2 separate regions of the Mus musculus genome follow, and region 1 is linked to region 2. Evidence: chromatin contacts called from ENCODE POLR2A ChIA-PET data. All regions are on one chromosome and are shown on one strand. Each heading gives the region's core, a stretch centred on a gene start or an enhancer-like site at or near the end of the contact. The rest is flanking DNA. Distances are from core to core; before and after follow the strand shown. Region 1 holds the start of Arrdc2 (arrestin domain containing 2). Region 2 holds the start of Ell (elongation factor RNA polymerase II).

Evidence for each region. ChIA-PET counts read pairs that join two places held with the same protein, here RNA polymerase II (POLR2A).
Region 1: POLR2A ChIA-PET joins it to region 2 with 14 read pairs in embryonic stem cell. The contact joins the promoter of Arrdc2 here to the promoter of Ell in region 2. POLR2A ChIA-PET finds 5 or more read pairs at or near these places in 4 of 5 experiments (Patski and embryonic stem cell).

Annotation. Positions count from the first base shown.
Region 1 is chr8:70,836,304-70,843,637 of GRCm38, forward strand. It overlaps Arrdc2 (arrestin domain containing 2), which reads right to left and starts at 3,417. Exons shown (of 8, transcript NM_027560.1): 1 at 2,825-3,417; 2 at 2,676-2,742; 3 at 2,391-2,538; 4 at 1,141-1,243; 5 at 807-1,063; 6 at 555-717; 7 at 1-74. The coding sequence starts at 3,098. It overlaps Kcnn1 (potassium intermediate/small conductance calcium-activated channel, subfamily N, member 1), which reads right to left. Exons shown (of 10, transcript NM_032397.3): 10 at 6,861-7,334.
Region 2 is chr8:70,538,172-70,545,033 of GRCm38, forward strand. Ell (elongation factor RNA polymerase II) reads left to right here and starts at 1,504. Exons shown (of 12, transcript NM_007924.2): 1 at 1,504-1,670. The coding sequence starts at 1,536. It overlaps Gm51534 (a long non-coding RNA gene), which reads right to left and starts at 1,358. Exons shown (of 2, transcript XR_003947400.1): 1 at 1,297-1,358.

The sequences.
Region 1 (7,334 bases), core at 2,167-4,666, 300 kb after region 2:
TAGGAGGGAGGAGGGCCCCGGTGACGCACATACCAGCTGGCTCTCCCTCACCACCTCGGAGTACTCAGGTGGGGCTGCAAAGGAAAGACAGTGAGTGAGGCTCTGGGAGACCCGTGGTTGTAACATGGTGACAACTGAGCCCTTTTCCTCTGGGGACAGCTCCTCTTGCTCAGGCTAACATCTAATTTGTAGCAATCCTCCTGCCTCAAACTGTCATCCTGGACTTTTAGTTTTGAATACTGATTCTTTGTGCTTTTTTGAGCCAGGATCTTGGTGTAGAGCAGGCTGCCCTCCGGATGCTTGCTGGCATTATAGGCCTGTCTTTCCACACCCTGATTTGGCTTGGCTTTGAAGTCCAGGTCTCTTGAAGCCCGGGCTGGCTTCTAAATTATTAAGTACTGGAAGCTGGCCTTGAGCTGACTCCTTAGCCCTTGGTGCAGGTTTGATTGGTGCCTGGGATTAGTCCCTGCTTGTATAGAGACCCCTTGGACAAAGGACCAGGCCTGGGCCGTGGCTCTGCCCGCCCACATCCCTTGCCAGTTGGCTAAGCTCACCCTCTGGCCGATCCATCATGGTGCACAGGCCCCAGTCTTGCAGGAAGCTGGCGCGGCTGCCCACACTAGCGGAGCGGCTGCCCAGAGGATGCAGGGGGACCGTGCCTATGACCAGAGGCAGCTCCAGCAGCAGCTTGGACGAGCCTGGAATGTCCACGAAGACCTGAAGGGAGCAGCAGCGAAGTGGGCTACCAGCCCACCTGTGCCCTCCCCCTTGGTTTGGACGACAGGATGTAAGGGAGCCCTGGGTACCTTGAGTGAGTAGTCCACACTAAGCACGCGGCACTGCAAGATGGACGGGCCCACCGGGGGGATACGCAGCGCACGACCGGGCCACAGCGCACGGCGATTCGGGCCCACAGGCTCCCCGTCCACACTGGCCACCACAGCACGCTTCTGCTTGCGGGCACCTCGGGCCATGAAGGTCTGTGTCTGTACTAGGGCAGCACGGGGCTGCACAGCTCGCGTGGAACCATTGTCAATCTCCGCAAAGATAGGGATGACCTCGCCTACAGCAGACAGCAGCTTGCCTCAGTTTCCCCACTACCGATTACCCATTCCAGCTGCACACAGCTCCCCATGTTACCTGGAGTGTAGCCTTTGCGGTCAATCTTGGCCGAGAGGGACACGAGGCCACGTGTGCAGTACCAGGATCGTGCCACCTTCTCCCGGGCTCCAGCCTGGGGTTCCTAGGGAGACACCAAGTGCATTTTGAGCACTGGGCACACCAAGGGTCATTTTGAGCACTGGGCACTTGGAGACCTGAGTCTTATAGAAAGACTGAGACAAGCGGGCTGTTTTAAGTTTTGACCAGATACCCCCAAATAACATAACCCTGTCTCTTTTTATGTTTGTTTGTTTGCTTGTTTGTTTTCGAGACAGGGTTTCTCTGTGTAGCCCTGGCTGTCTTAGAACTCACTTTGTAGACCAGGCTGGCCTTGAACTCAGAAATCCACCTGCCTCTGCCTTAAAGGCGTGCATCACCACTGCCTGGCCAACCCTATCTTAGGAAGCCAAAAGTTGAATAAAAATTAAAAATAAGCCAGGCGTGGTGGCGCACGCCTTTAATCCCAGCACTTGGGAGGCAGAGGCAGGCAGATTTCTAAGTTCAAGGCCATCCTGGTCTACAGAGTGAGTTCCAGGACAGCCGGGGCTACACAGAGAAACCCTGTCTTGAAAAAAACAAAATAAGTAAATAAATAATAAAAACAAGACTAGATGTGGTGGCACCTATCTTTAGTCCCAGCAGGTATATTTCTATGGGCTTAGTTAGGGCCAGCCTGGTCTACTCAGTGAATCTCAGACCAGCCAGGATTACACAGAGAGAGACCTTTCTAAAATTAAAAAAAAAAAAAAAAGTCGGGCAGTGGTGGCACATGCCTTTAATTCCAGCACTTGGTAGGCAGAGGCAGGCAGATTTCTGAGTTCGAGGCCAGCCTTATCTACAAAGTGAGTTCCAGGACATCCAGGGCTATACAGAGAAACCCTGTTTCAAAAAAACCAAAACAAAACAAAACAAAAAACAAAAACAAACAAGAAAAGAAAAAGAAATAAAGCAAAACCCAAAACCAGTAAAGACAAAAGCAAACACAAAAACAAAAATAGCCCTATCATATCCTGCTTTCCAAATGGGGTATCTGAGGCTGGGAAAGAGCAAGATACCTTCCCAGAGGCACACAGCAGGTGAGCACCCTCAGAATTTGCACTTACCTATAGTGGGTTTTAAACTCACCACTAACTCCTGGCTCCCTGTTACAGAGGTCATTTGAGACCCTCAAATCTAAAAGGTGTCAAGCAGCCAGGCTGGACCCCAACCCCCATGGGGCAGCCACTTGCCAGCAGGGCAGGTGTGTTTATGTCCACAGGTTCAATGACAGTGAACACCTTCCGGGCGCAGCGTGCAGGGACCCATGGCCGGTGCAGAGTGGCTTTGATGGAATAGCGGACGCTGCCGTGTTTGCCCTCGAAGGATGTCACCAGGGAGCTGGGGTGGCAAGAGTGGGTAATCAGAGGATCACTATCAGGAGATAGTGGGGTGAAGGGCATACAAGAGGGATGTCCCGAGAAGTCAGGGCTGAGGGAACCCTAGATGCCCAGCCAGAAGGCGACAGTGGGGCTTACATAGGCAGCTGGAAGCTGAAGGGAAACTCGTGGCGTCCAGCGGGAAGCGTGGCGATATCCCCCGAGTCTAGGAACAAGACCCGGGGCTCAGCGGACGTAGGCCTGGGAATCGCATGCTCGGTGCGCCCCAAAAGGTCCCCAGCCCGTACCTGGCGCGAGCAGCGTGGCGCGGTGGTTCACGACTTCCACGCGCTCGCTGTAACTCTGAGTATAAGCAGTGCTGGAGCCCGCGCTGCGCGACTCCGTCCAGTGCGCGCGCGCGCGGCCCCGAGCGCGCAGCCTGAGCGCGCCCACGCGTGCCGCGCCCGCAAGCTCCAACAGTACCCGGCCTGCCACGGCCTGGCCTCCGTGGAACACGGGCTCGGTGCCCGTGCGCGCCCCGTCTATCTCTACTACGAACGCCTTCACCTTATCGAACAGCATTGCGGTGACGGTCGCGAACCCAAAAAAGAGATCGGCCAGGTGCTCGAACCCGCGAAAAGAAAGAGCTAGAGACTGCGAACGCAGCGGGCTCGAACTACGTACACACACAAGCGGGACAACAGGACGGAAGACCGCTGGGGACCCGCAGCTGCGTCGCACTTATAGGACGGTTGGAGGGCGGGGCCTGAGGAGAAGACCGCACCTACCGGAAGAGACTCCGCAAACACAGCAGTAGGGAACGGGACCCCAGAAAAGACTAGGCCAATAGCGCGGCGAAGGAATGGCCTGAGGAGAAAGCCACACCTTCAGGAGAAGACTCCACCAATAGCGCGCTGAGGAGGCGGGGCCTGAAAAAGCCTGGTTCTGCTGAGAGAATTAGGCCAAAGGCTCCACGAGGGCGGTGGCCTGATAGAAAGCTCCCCCCCCTACAAGGGACCAGGCCAATAGCGTGTGAAGGGCGTGGTCTGAGGGGGCAAAATCAGCTCCTGCGAGAAAGTCAGTAGCATCGAGGGGCGGGGCGGGGCGGGGCGTTAGAGAAAGCCTCGCCTACCGGAAAGAACTTCACCAATAGCGCGGTGGGGCGTGGCCTCACGAGGCTCCAGACAAAATAACCCTTGCTTGGTTCTGAACCGGAGCCTAAGTGGGAGGTGCTGCAGCGCGGCTCTGCCGCCTTAGGTCTCGCAAATACACAAACAAGGAAGCCCAGGAATAGGGAAACTGGTCTTAGTCACCCAGCGTGACAACTGTCACTATTTTTTTTTTCTGTTGCTTTTTGAGACGGGTTCTCATGTAGCCCAAACTTACCTGGGACTTGAGACAGTCCCCCTGCTTCTGTTTACAAGATTGGCCAGTAGTTTTGTGTTCCCTTGGCTAGTCTGGAACTCACTGTGTAGACCAGGCTGGCCTTGAACTCATAGAGGCGAGGTTGCCACTGCTTCCCGAGTGCTGGAATTAAAGCTCAAATCGGATTTCTGAACCCGAAAGCTTTATTTTCTTCTGAGGCCAAGTCTCACATAGCCTCCAATGCATCTCGTACTCTAACCAAGCCCGATGTTGAATTTGCCATCCTCCACCAGTCTTCCAGAGCTGACTTGATAGGCGTTTGCCTTAGTACCTGACTGTTTCTTAAACTTAAAAAAAAAAAGATTTATTTATTTGTATATGTATATGAGTACACTGTAGCTGTCTTCAGACACACCAGAAGAGAGCCATTACAGATGGCTGTGAGCCACTGTGTGGTTCCTGGGAATTGAACTCAGGATCTCTGGAAGAGCAGTCTGTGCTCTTAGCCACTGAGCCATCTCTCCTGCCCGGCCTGGCTTTTTCTTATGTTTTCAGACAGGATCTCACACTGTAACCCAGGCTGCCCGGGAACTCAAGGCAATGGAACTCCGGTGTCAGCCTCTTAGATGCTGGGTTCGCAGGTGTGTCCACTAGGCCAGAACCTCCCAGCTTAATCATCAACTCGCTGCCGCCTGCAGACCTATCTGGGGCACCTTTTTTCAGGCCCATTGTTTCCGGCGATGCGAATTGGTGGGGACAGGGAAGTGTTGGTCCTTTCCCCCCCCCCCCGCATTGGGCACCCCCATTCAACCTAAAGGACCCTGGCAAGGGACAAGGAGGATGTGCCTCAATTTCCACTTCCATAAGGCCTAGGGGAACTTAGTCCCTCAGATCCAGAAAGGGATTGCCGTGCATAGGCAGCAAATCCAGGAGACTCTGATATTTTGAGTCAAGGGCTGCAGTGTACCTGGGGATAGGGAGACCCTTCTGGAATGTAACAGGAAGAATTGCTCCTGCAGGGAAACCTGCCCGGCATTTGTAGACACGGGCACCCCCTGGTGGACATGGGATGTACTGCGGCTCGTATTCACTCCTGAGCCCAGCTGTGTGAACGAACACAGGTTCACAGCCTTATGAACCAGGCTGCAGCACCCCCTGCCCGCAGCCTGGAGAGGACAAGGCGGCCTGGAGGACCAGAGAAGTCCCACAGGTCTTGGACTAAAGAAAAGTGCGGGAATTGAAGACGCCCCCTCCCAGAGTGAGTGTACCACACAGATAAGTCTCGGAGACCAGAGAGAGGGTTTGGCCTTCGCCTGGAGTCACGGAGTAAGTCACACCCCACCCAACCCCACCCCACCCCGTGTGTGTTAGAGGAAGTCCTCAGTGAAAGTCTGGGTGGCTTCAGGATTTCCTTTGAGTCACCTGGAGAAAAAAGTTTCAACGGGGTCTCTTCCTGGCCCACTGGACAGACGCTGACTTCCTTCATCCAACTGAGGATTTATCTGTTTAGAGCAGCTGGAAGCAGATGTGGGGCCCCGCTTCTGACCTGCCTATTTCACGGTCCGGCATAGTGAAGCCTGGCTTAGCTGAGTGAGTGAGTGAGGGGCAGGGAGCCCAGAGACACCACATCTGCCCTGCAGGCACACAGCAAGGCTCAGGGATAGGAATGCCCTAGGGGTCTCATAAGTGAACTGGGAGGGGTTATGACCCGGATTCACAGTGGAATGTCTTCCATTGCAGTCTGCCACAGGCTCCTTCCCAGTGGGAGAGATTCCCTTCCTATCCACAAACACCATCAGACCCGCCCCCACTTCAGGGACAGACCCAGAGTAGCAGACAAGGCAAGGTAAACTGAGACAGAATTCGGGGTGCACACACGAGAAGCTTCTTTGAGAATCGGGACCCCCTCACCTGGAGGTCCTAAACAGGAGACTCTCTAGCCCATCCTGGGTTTCCACAGATCCTGAATCCCCTGCTTTAATTGGGAGTGTTCCACTGTCAACCTCTATTTCTAGGTTGTCACAGGCCTGAAATAGGGACATAGTCCAGGCAGGAGGACTTCATCCAGGATAGATGGGCGTCCCTATGTGAAATCCTAACTCTGGGAGCCCTTATGATTTTTGTGACAGTATATGTTAGCTCAGGCTACCCTCAAATTATGAGGCCCTGATCCTCCTGCCTCAGCTCCCCAGTGCTGGAATGACAGATATGTGCAGCCACATCTAACTTTTTAAGAAAAGTCTTGAGAAAGGGTCTCTCTGTGTAGCTCTGGCTGGCCTTGAGCTTCTGGAAATCCACCTGCCTCAGCTTCCTGAGTGTCTACTGCTTCTGCGAGCTCACCTGGAAGTAACATCTGCTGGTGTCACAGGTTGTCTTGGCTGCGGTGAAGTCACTGGCCACGGCGTTCACGCCTACGCTGCGCTCCAACCGCGCACCACCACCTCAGGTGCTTGCACATGCAGCAGTGCGGCTGCCTGGAACATCACCAGCCTGGCAGCCGCTGCCCCCGACCCCCGCGGCGCCCGAAGCTGCGCAGGGAGCCCAGCTGCATGTCCCACGAACCGGGTCCCTAGACACCCGGACTTCCTACTCCATGACGTTGATTATTAAGTCCGGGGCAGGGAAAATGTGTCCTCTGACCGAGGCGATCTGTGGCCTCACAACTGCGTTTTATTCTCTCTCTCTCCCTCCTTCCCTCCGTCCTTCCCCCCCTCCCTTTCTTTTTGGTTTTCTGTATAGCCCTGGCTGTTCTGGAACTCACTTTGTAGACCAGGCTGGCCTCGAACTCAGAAATCCGCCTGCCTCTGCCTCCCAAATGCTGGGAGTAAAGGCTTGCACCACGCCAGGCCATTTTATACTCTCATTTAGCCCCAGCCCGCCTCCCGGTGATGCACAGACCTTAGAAACACGCAGCGCGCAGTTGGAATCTGAAGGACCCTGTTGTCCTCCACGCCCAAATGTTTCACCAGAATCCCAAGTCACCTACAGCCTTGTTTATTTCTGTGCCACCCCACGTCTTACACTGTATACACTGCAACCCACCTGCCTTTGCCTCCTAGGTGTTAGGAATAAAGGCATGTGTCACATTGACCTGCCTTGTTTATTTCTTCTGGACCTGTTTTGATCTCAGTCCCCTTCCTGATGGACAGGAGCTAATACTGGGCTCAGAAGGGGCAGGATGGGTCCATGTTTCCCAAGCCCTCATGGGCAGTCTTAGGAAGGAGGGGGTATTTATTGAGCACCTACTGTCTGACCCGTGTGGGGGTTGGGTTAGGCCTGTTTCCCACAGCAGCAGGGGAATAAAGCCTGCCCAGGTCCACCCCAGAGCTCCACCCCACAAACTTATAGAATCCAAACTGGGCCTCTGGGTTCCCACACAGGTCCACTATCTCCCAAGACAGGTGGCTGAAAGTCTGATCAGAGGACACTGTGACTTAGGCTGCTCTTGATAAG
Region 2 (6,862 bases), core at 254-2,753:
GTTTCCACAGTTCTTGCCCTGGTTCTGGGGATCCCCCCTATTAGCTGGACCGGGCAAGCCCACGCCCACTTGGTTTATGTAACCACGCCCACCACAAGCCTCAACAGACGCCCACTCCGTCCTGGTGCGAGCAGGCCTGGCACTTGACCCTCTGGAGAGCTGTGCCTAGACTCCACCCAAGGAACGCGGAAAAAAAGCATAAATATCAAGCTGAAAGGCCCAAGTTCAAGTGTTAAGGGTTCATGAGTAACACATGTAGCGGCGAGGTTAGGAGCTTGGAAAGATGGAACCGTCAGCTCTTATACTTATGAGCGGGTGGGGAATAGGCCACGTCGGTCAAGCGGTCAGGGATCTTAAGTCAGTTGGGTGGGAAACCCTTGAAAATTGGTTTTTGAAACGCGGCAGCGGCAACTCCTGAATAACTCAGCTTGCCCAGCGGCTGAGGCTTCTGGGGAGGGCCTCGGGAGCTTGGGGTCTGACTATGTAGCCCAGTGCATGAACTGAAGTAGGGCAGACCCTGCGACTGCGGGGGGCGTATCAGTTGGGCGTTTGGCGGGCAAGCGGTGGTCTGGGAAAATCAGCAAGCACGGGGTGGGGGAGTGGCCACGCCTGCTTCATGAATAATACAGCAAGTCGGTAGGCGGGCTTTACGGGAGTTTGGGGGCGTGGCCAAACGCGGAGCGCTTGGGGAGCAGTTCCTCGGTGACGCAGGGTTCCATGGGCGTTTGGGGGCGTGGCATAGGGCTGGTAGAGGAGGCGGGCTTCAACGCGTGTAGGCGTGGCTAAATATGTTTCTTTAAGGTGATTTTTTTTTCACTGGGGGCGGGGTGGGCTCGCTGCATATGAGTGACCATCTAGATCTGGCTGGCAACTGCGAACAAACGTGTTCGTCGTCGCGGCCTGGCAGTCTACCAACACGTCGGAGATCACGGCCAGTTTCTCATAAATAACACACTCACGCGACAGGTCGCGAGGCTGAGAGGGCTTTGCTGGGTTTGGGATGAGGATGGGTTTCCTGCAGTCTTGGGGTCGAGGCTGCCTTCGTCTCATGAATAATGCAGGAGGAGTCGTCAGGTAGGAGGAGCCTGTCTGTGAACTGGCGCACGCGCATGGGAGTTGTTTGCAAGGGAGGGAAGTTTCTTAGAGAGCTCTGAAGAGCTGTTTTAAGGCTATGACTGGCCTCGCGAGACCCTTAGGGAGTGGCCAGTTGCGCTGTGGTTAGTTTTTGAAGGCGGGTTTGGAGCGCGCGGGAAGGCGTGGCTAACCTCTCTTCTTGAATAATACAGCAAGACTCACAGTCTCCGGTCCCGAGAGCGGGCCTGTAAGTGCTTGGGGGCGTGGCCATCTGTGCGGGCCCGAGGCAAAATGTTCCTCAGCTCTGTCAAAGAAGGCACGCGCGCCCGGAGTGGGGCGTGGCTATGCTGGCCTCATGAATAATGCAGCACGTCGGCGGGCGGCGCGGCGGGGCGGGGCGGGTCAGGCCGGCGTGCGGGCGCAGTCGCTGAGGAGGGGGGCGGGGGAGTGATGGTTGCAAGATGGCGGCGCTGAAGGAGGCTAGGAGTTACGGGTTGTCGTGTGGGCGCGTGAGCGACGGCAGCAGGGTGTCGGTGTTCCACGTGAAGCTCACCGACAGTGCTTTGAAGGCTTTTGAAAGCTACCGGGCCCACCAGGTGAGCTTTGCGGCGTCCTGGCGGGTAGGCTGCGCCGTGGGGAGACACTTGCGGGGACCTGTGGGGGACAAGGCCGCGCGTCCACACCTGGCGATACCTTGACCAGCCCCAGTGACATCCTTCAGGTTGGCTCTACTCTTGTCTCTTTTTTTAAAAATAGGTCCTTTCTATGTAGCTCAGGTTGTCCCTGAACTGACGGCCATCCTCCTGCCTTAGGTTCTTAAGTGCTGGGATGACAGGTGTGTTTGGATCCACTCATAGAAGGGGTAGTTTGACAGAAACTTACTGCCTGGCCCCAGATCCTGCCACTCTTGTAACCCTGTTTCCCTGGATATTTTGGACAAGGCTGTTGTGTTTTTCTCACCGACGGAGGTGGTTGTGTTAGCCATGGGGGCTTCCTCCCCTGGGCACTCAGCAGGAGGCAACTGTAGCCACCACACTTGGTCTCTCCATTTTCCACTCTTCATCTGGGAGAAATTCCAGGCTTTTTGGTACTGCCTCCTGGCTTGGGAGTGGGGTTAGGGATCCTGGCTGTGTCCCTCTTTCCTGTGCCTCACTCTGGGTCACACCTTGATGCCCCACCCAAGCCACGGTATCACCCTGCATCCATCCACTGAGACAGAAGTTGCAGGACCCCAGGGGAAGTGGCTTGAGGGTTCATCTTACTAAAGTGACTGGGGTGTTGAGTCTGTGTCTGGGATGTGTGTTTGCCTGTGCTGGCTCGGGGGGTGTTGACGCGGTCGAGTGAACAGAGAGTAACTAGGAAAGAATGTGGTTTTCTTCCTGCCCAGGACATGTGCTGCACCATTGGCCAAGCCAGGAATTTATTCCCCATTCAGTGATCTGGGGAGCCTACCTCTTCCTGCATGTCTTCCCTTCACTTCTTTGAGCCACTTCCTGCCCGTGCCCGGGTTTTAGTTTTTTCCTTCCTAGAACAGGTTGAATCTCTTTGGAAAAAGTCCTTCTTCCCTTGTCAAAAGGGGCAGAAAGTGCCCCTGCAGGTGAGAAGGAAGAGGTGGTGAGGATTTGGGTGGCAGCCACTGAGTGACCAGCCCAGCCACTCTTCCTGGTTAGAATTCCAACCTGTAGTCTTTCCCCTTGGGCCATTCTGACTAGTCCTGGAGAACCAGGGCTTTTCTCAGAAACAGCTGGGCCAGAGCATGAGTCACTGCTGTCAGGTGAACTTGGTACCTGGTGGCAGTCGCTGGCCCTTGCTCTGCCACCCCTACAGCCTTCTCCAGCACCGCTGTCATACTGTTATTTTTAATTTTGCTGTGCATTACATCCCCTATCGAAGCCTGGTCTTCCTCTTGTGAGGGCACTTGTGGAATTGCAGGCCACTGTGCTCGGGCCCTGAGGAAGCCAGTTGTGTCTAGCTGTTTGACTACCAACCATAAGGGACTCTGTGTCTTGTGGCTGACAGCATTCAGTTTTGGGACAGTCCAAACCTGTGTTTATCTGGAAAGCTGACAGGGCACTTACTGGCAAGGCGACTTTGGAGTGTAATCTGTGGTCAGCATCAGAGCTTCACTCTATCCTAGGCTGCTGTCAAACCCATGACTCTTGACTCTAGGTGCCAAGGTGGCAGGCAGGAACCACCACCAGCCCAGCTTCAGAGACGCATATAGTTTGTTTCTTGGGGTTGTTTTGTTTTGTTTTGTTTTTGTTTTTTTGAGACAGGGTTTCTCTGTACCACCACGGCCCGGCTCTGTTTCTTGTTTTTTAAGTAATCCTGGTTGTCCTGGATCTTGCCAGGTAGAACATACTGGTCTCTAGCTCTCGGAGATCTACCTGCCACCTTTATTAGGTTAAAGGTGTGTGCCACAGCACCTAACTTGGATTTACTCTTACTCTCTGAGTGTGGAGGGGTCTGAGCTGAGACAGTGTTAGCTCTGGTGGCAGGAGAGGACAGGTTTGGAATGGTGAACCAGGGGAAGGGACTTGGAGAAACTTGAGTAACTAGAAAGGCACTGGATATCAGCTGATGCTCACAGGGCCAGCACTACCTCTTGTCCCTGCTTTGAGTTGGTGCCACATTAAAAAGCAACCTGTCCAAGTTAGTCTCTTTTGCTTCTCCAGCAGTTAGGTCTTGAGTCTGCCCGGCACTTGCTTACCACTGAGCAGTGCCACCAGCTCTTTTATGTTTCGTATTTCTAGATGGGGTCTCTCTGTGTAGCCCTGGCTGTCTTGGAACTCGCTCTGTAGACAAGGCTGGTCTGGAACTCAGAGATCTCCCTGCCTCTACCTCTGAATGCTGGGATTAAAGTTGTATGTCACTACTTCCCAGCTACTTGCTTTCATTTATTTATTTTTTGGTTTTGTTTTTTTCGAGACAGAGTTTCTCTGTTGTTGTTGGGGTTTTGTTGTTGTTGTTGTTGTTGTTGTTGTTTTTAGATTGCTTTACCTCTTCTGTATCCCAGGCTGGTCTTGAACTCAGGACCTTCTAACCTTAACTTCCCTGTTGACTGTCAAGCCCCAGCATCATCCTATATTTTAGTTTGAATTGCCAGGAGCTTTTTCTTAGCTTCAGGTGTAGCCAGAGCAGGGCCTGGAAGGGAACGGGCTGTGGAAAGGGTCTGTGTAACCTGGTGAAGAGCTACACATGTTGAGGGGAGGGAAGTGTGCGCTTGCCTGTACTGGCACAGAATGCCATGTCAGTTCAAGGTACAGCCATAGGCATGGCTGGAGCCCATCCCACCTGGACCTCTAACATAAAAATAATACTGATAAATACAATGCAGGAGAACTGCCTGTGGGTCCAGGGCTGGGGAGGATGAGGCAGAAGGGTTTGGAATTCAAGGCCAGTCTGGCCTATATGAGACCTTTTCTCAAAGAAACAACCTAAAAGAGTTCTCAAACCAAACTGGTGCTGATGTGACACTTCATCTGTGTGTTTTGGGACTCTGTGGGTGTGACTTCTAGGACACATGAAGAAATATGGTCCCCTCTACCTTCCAGGACAGCCAGTTGCTATTGAGAGGCATGTTCCCAGCCAGGTGTGATGGCGCACGCCTTTAATCCCAGCACTCGGGAGGCAGAGGCAGAGGCAGGTGGATTTCTGAGTTCGAGGCCAGCCTGGTCTACAAAGTGAGTTCCAGGACAGCCAGGGCTATACAGAGAAACCCTGTCTCGAAAAAACAAAAACAAAAAACAAAAAAAAAAGAGAGAGAGAGAGAGAGAGAGGGGCATGTTCCCTGAGAGCCATGAGGTGGGAACCCTGCCTCCACCTACCCCATTGTAGTTCATTGCTAGGTAGGTGGCTCTGTGGCCCCATGCCCTCACCTTGCCCTTGGTGGAGAGGCATGGAGAGGTCAGGGAAAATTGAAGGTTCTAGCAGGGTTAAGAACCTTGAGCATCTGTGGGCCAGCAAGGGTCAACCTCCCCCTTCTTCAGTTTCAGAGTCTCTACCAAGAGTGACTTGTCTGGATTCTGCTGTGGCCTCATATCCCTGGACACTTGTCACTTGCCAGTAGGAAGCTGCCTTCTGGGCCTGTCCTTAACCACTGCCCCCCCCCTGGAAAGAAAAAAAAACAAAACAAAAAACCACCCCTTCCCTGCCTGCATAGTGCTGGCCTTTGGGCTCACAGGCACCGAGATACACCTCATGTTACACCTGATGTTTTAGAATCCTTGAGAGCAGAGATGGACGTGGGAGATCCAGCAGGGTGGGTGTCAGTAGGGAGCAAAGTGCGTGCTACTATGGCCAGAGGGTGCCGGGAGGAGAGCAGGATGCCCTGGCTCTCTGTCCTACACCACAGGGGACATCTGGGAGTTGGGCAGGAGGCCTTAGTTAAGCCTGCACCTTTCTGGTGTGGCTGCTATACCACTGGGGATCCCAGCCTTTCGGAATTACCAGGACCCTGCCCTGGTCAGAATGGACTAGTGGCTCCCACTTTGTTCTGAGGCAGATGAACCTTGAAGCAGCATATCATCCCCTTCCTCCCCAGCTTCCTCAGTGCACAGAGGACTCAGACCAGTCTGCTAGTACCCTTAGAGCACACTCAGTGACTGAGGGGCTAGTCTCAGTGTCTGCTGTGCCCTGCTTGTTCCTGCCATCCATCCCAGTCAGCCCCATAGGGGAGCAGTGTCCAGTCTTCAGGTGAAGTCATGGGTGGTGGTTTTAGAGGCCAAGTTACTTCTCAGGACCTCCAAGCAGGGAGGTGGCTCAGGAGCCAGGCATCACGGCCTCAGAAGGACTGTGGCTCTACCAGGCAGAGTAGAGCATGCTAGTATGGGCATCAGGAATGTGGCAGCCTTTTGCCTTGGGCCTGCTGGAGAATGGGTTTCCTGCGTGTGTTGCAAGGATAGTTCTGAGGCTAAGCCTCTCCAAGGCCTTGAACAAGAAGCTGGAGTCTTGGGGGGGTGACGGGTATGTGTACTGGGGACCAAGCTTCTCCCTAGCTACTGTGACCCTTGACTGTGCTTCCGGCCTCCTTGCTGTGGCCACGGTGACTGTGTGTAAACAGCAGGCACTCAGAACCCACCCCTCTGTTGACTCATCTGCAGGCCAGAGTTCATCACCCTGCAAGCAGTTTTGACAGCACACGGAGATTGTGACATCCTGGCGTCCTTGAGGGAGGAACTACCCAGCACGGAAAACATGGCTACTTTTCCCTGCATACTTTGCTAGTCCTTAGGCCCAAGCCAAACTCACAGGAGACCCAGGGATGGGGCTAGCAGGGCACACACAGGAGTCCTGCTACTGGTTGACCTGGGTGCTCTGAGCCACACAAGTTGGTTTTTTGTCAGCTCTGCAGTCCCATGGGTCACTCAAGAGTGCCCCCAAGTGACTTCCTACCAGAAGGCAGCTATGGCAGATGAATATTTTTTTTCTGTTTTTATTCTTTTTCCTCCTCTTAGATAGGTGTTATGTAGCACATGTAGCACAGGCTGGCCCTTTCCTCTGCTTCACAAGTATTTGGGTGACAGGTGTTTGTCACCACACCCAGTTGTTGTGTCACCTTTCAATAAAAAGAAAAGCTGGTGTCCAAATAGGCCATCCTGAGGAGACTGTCTCACACTCAGTGTCACAGCCTTGTGCTCTTATGATGTCCTGCAGACAGGAGCCTCTCTGGCCAAAGGGGAGATGTAGCTCCTCACTGAGTCACTAGGCCGAAAGGTTCAGGGTAGGGGCTGGCATTATAGTGATCGGGAGTCTCTGGGTGTCTATTTGAAGAATGTGGGAAACCTTG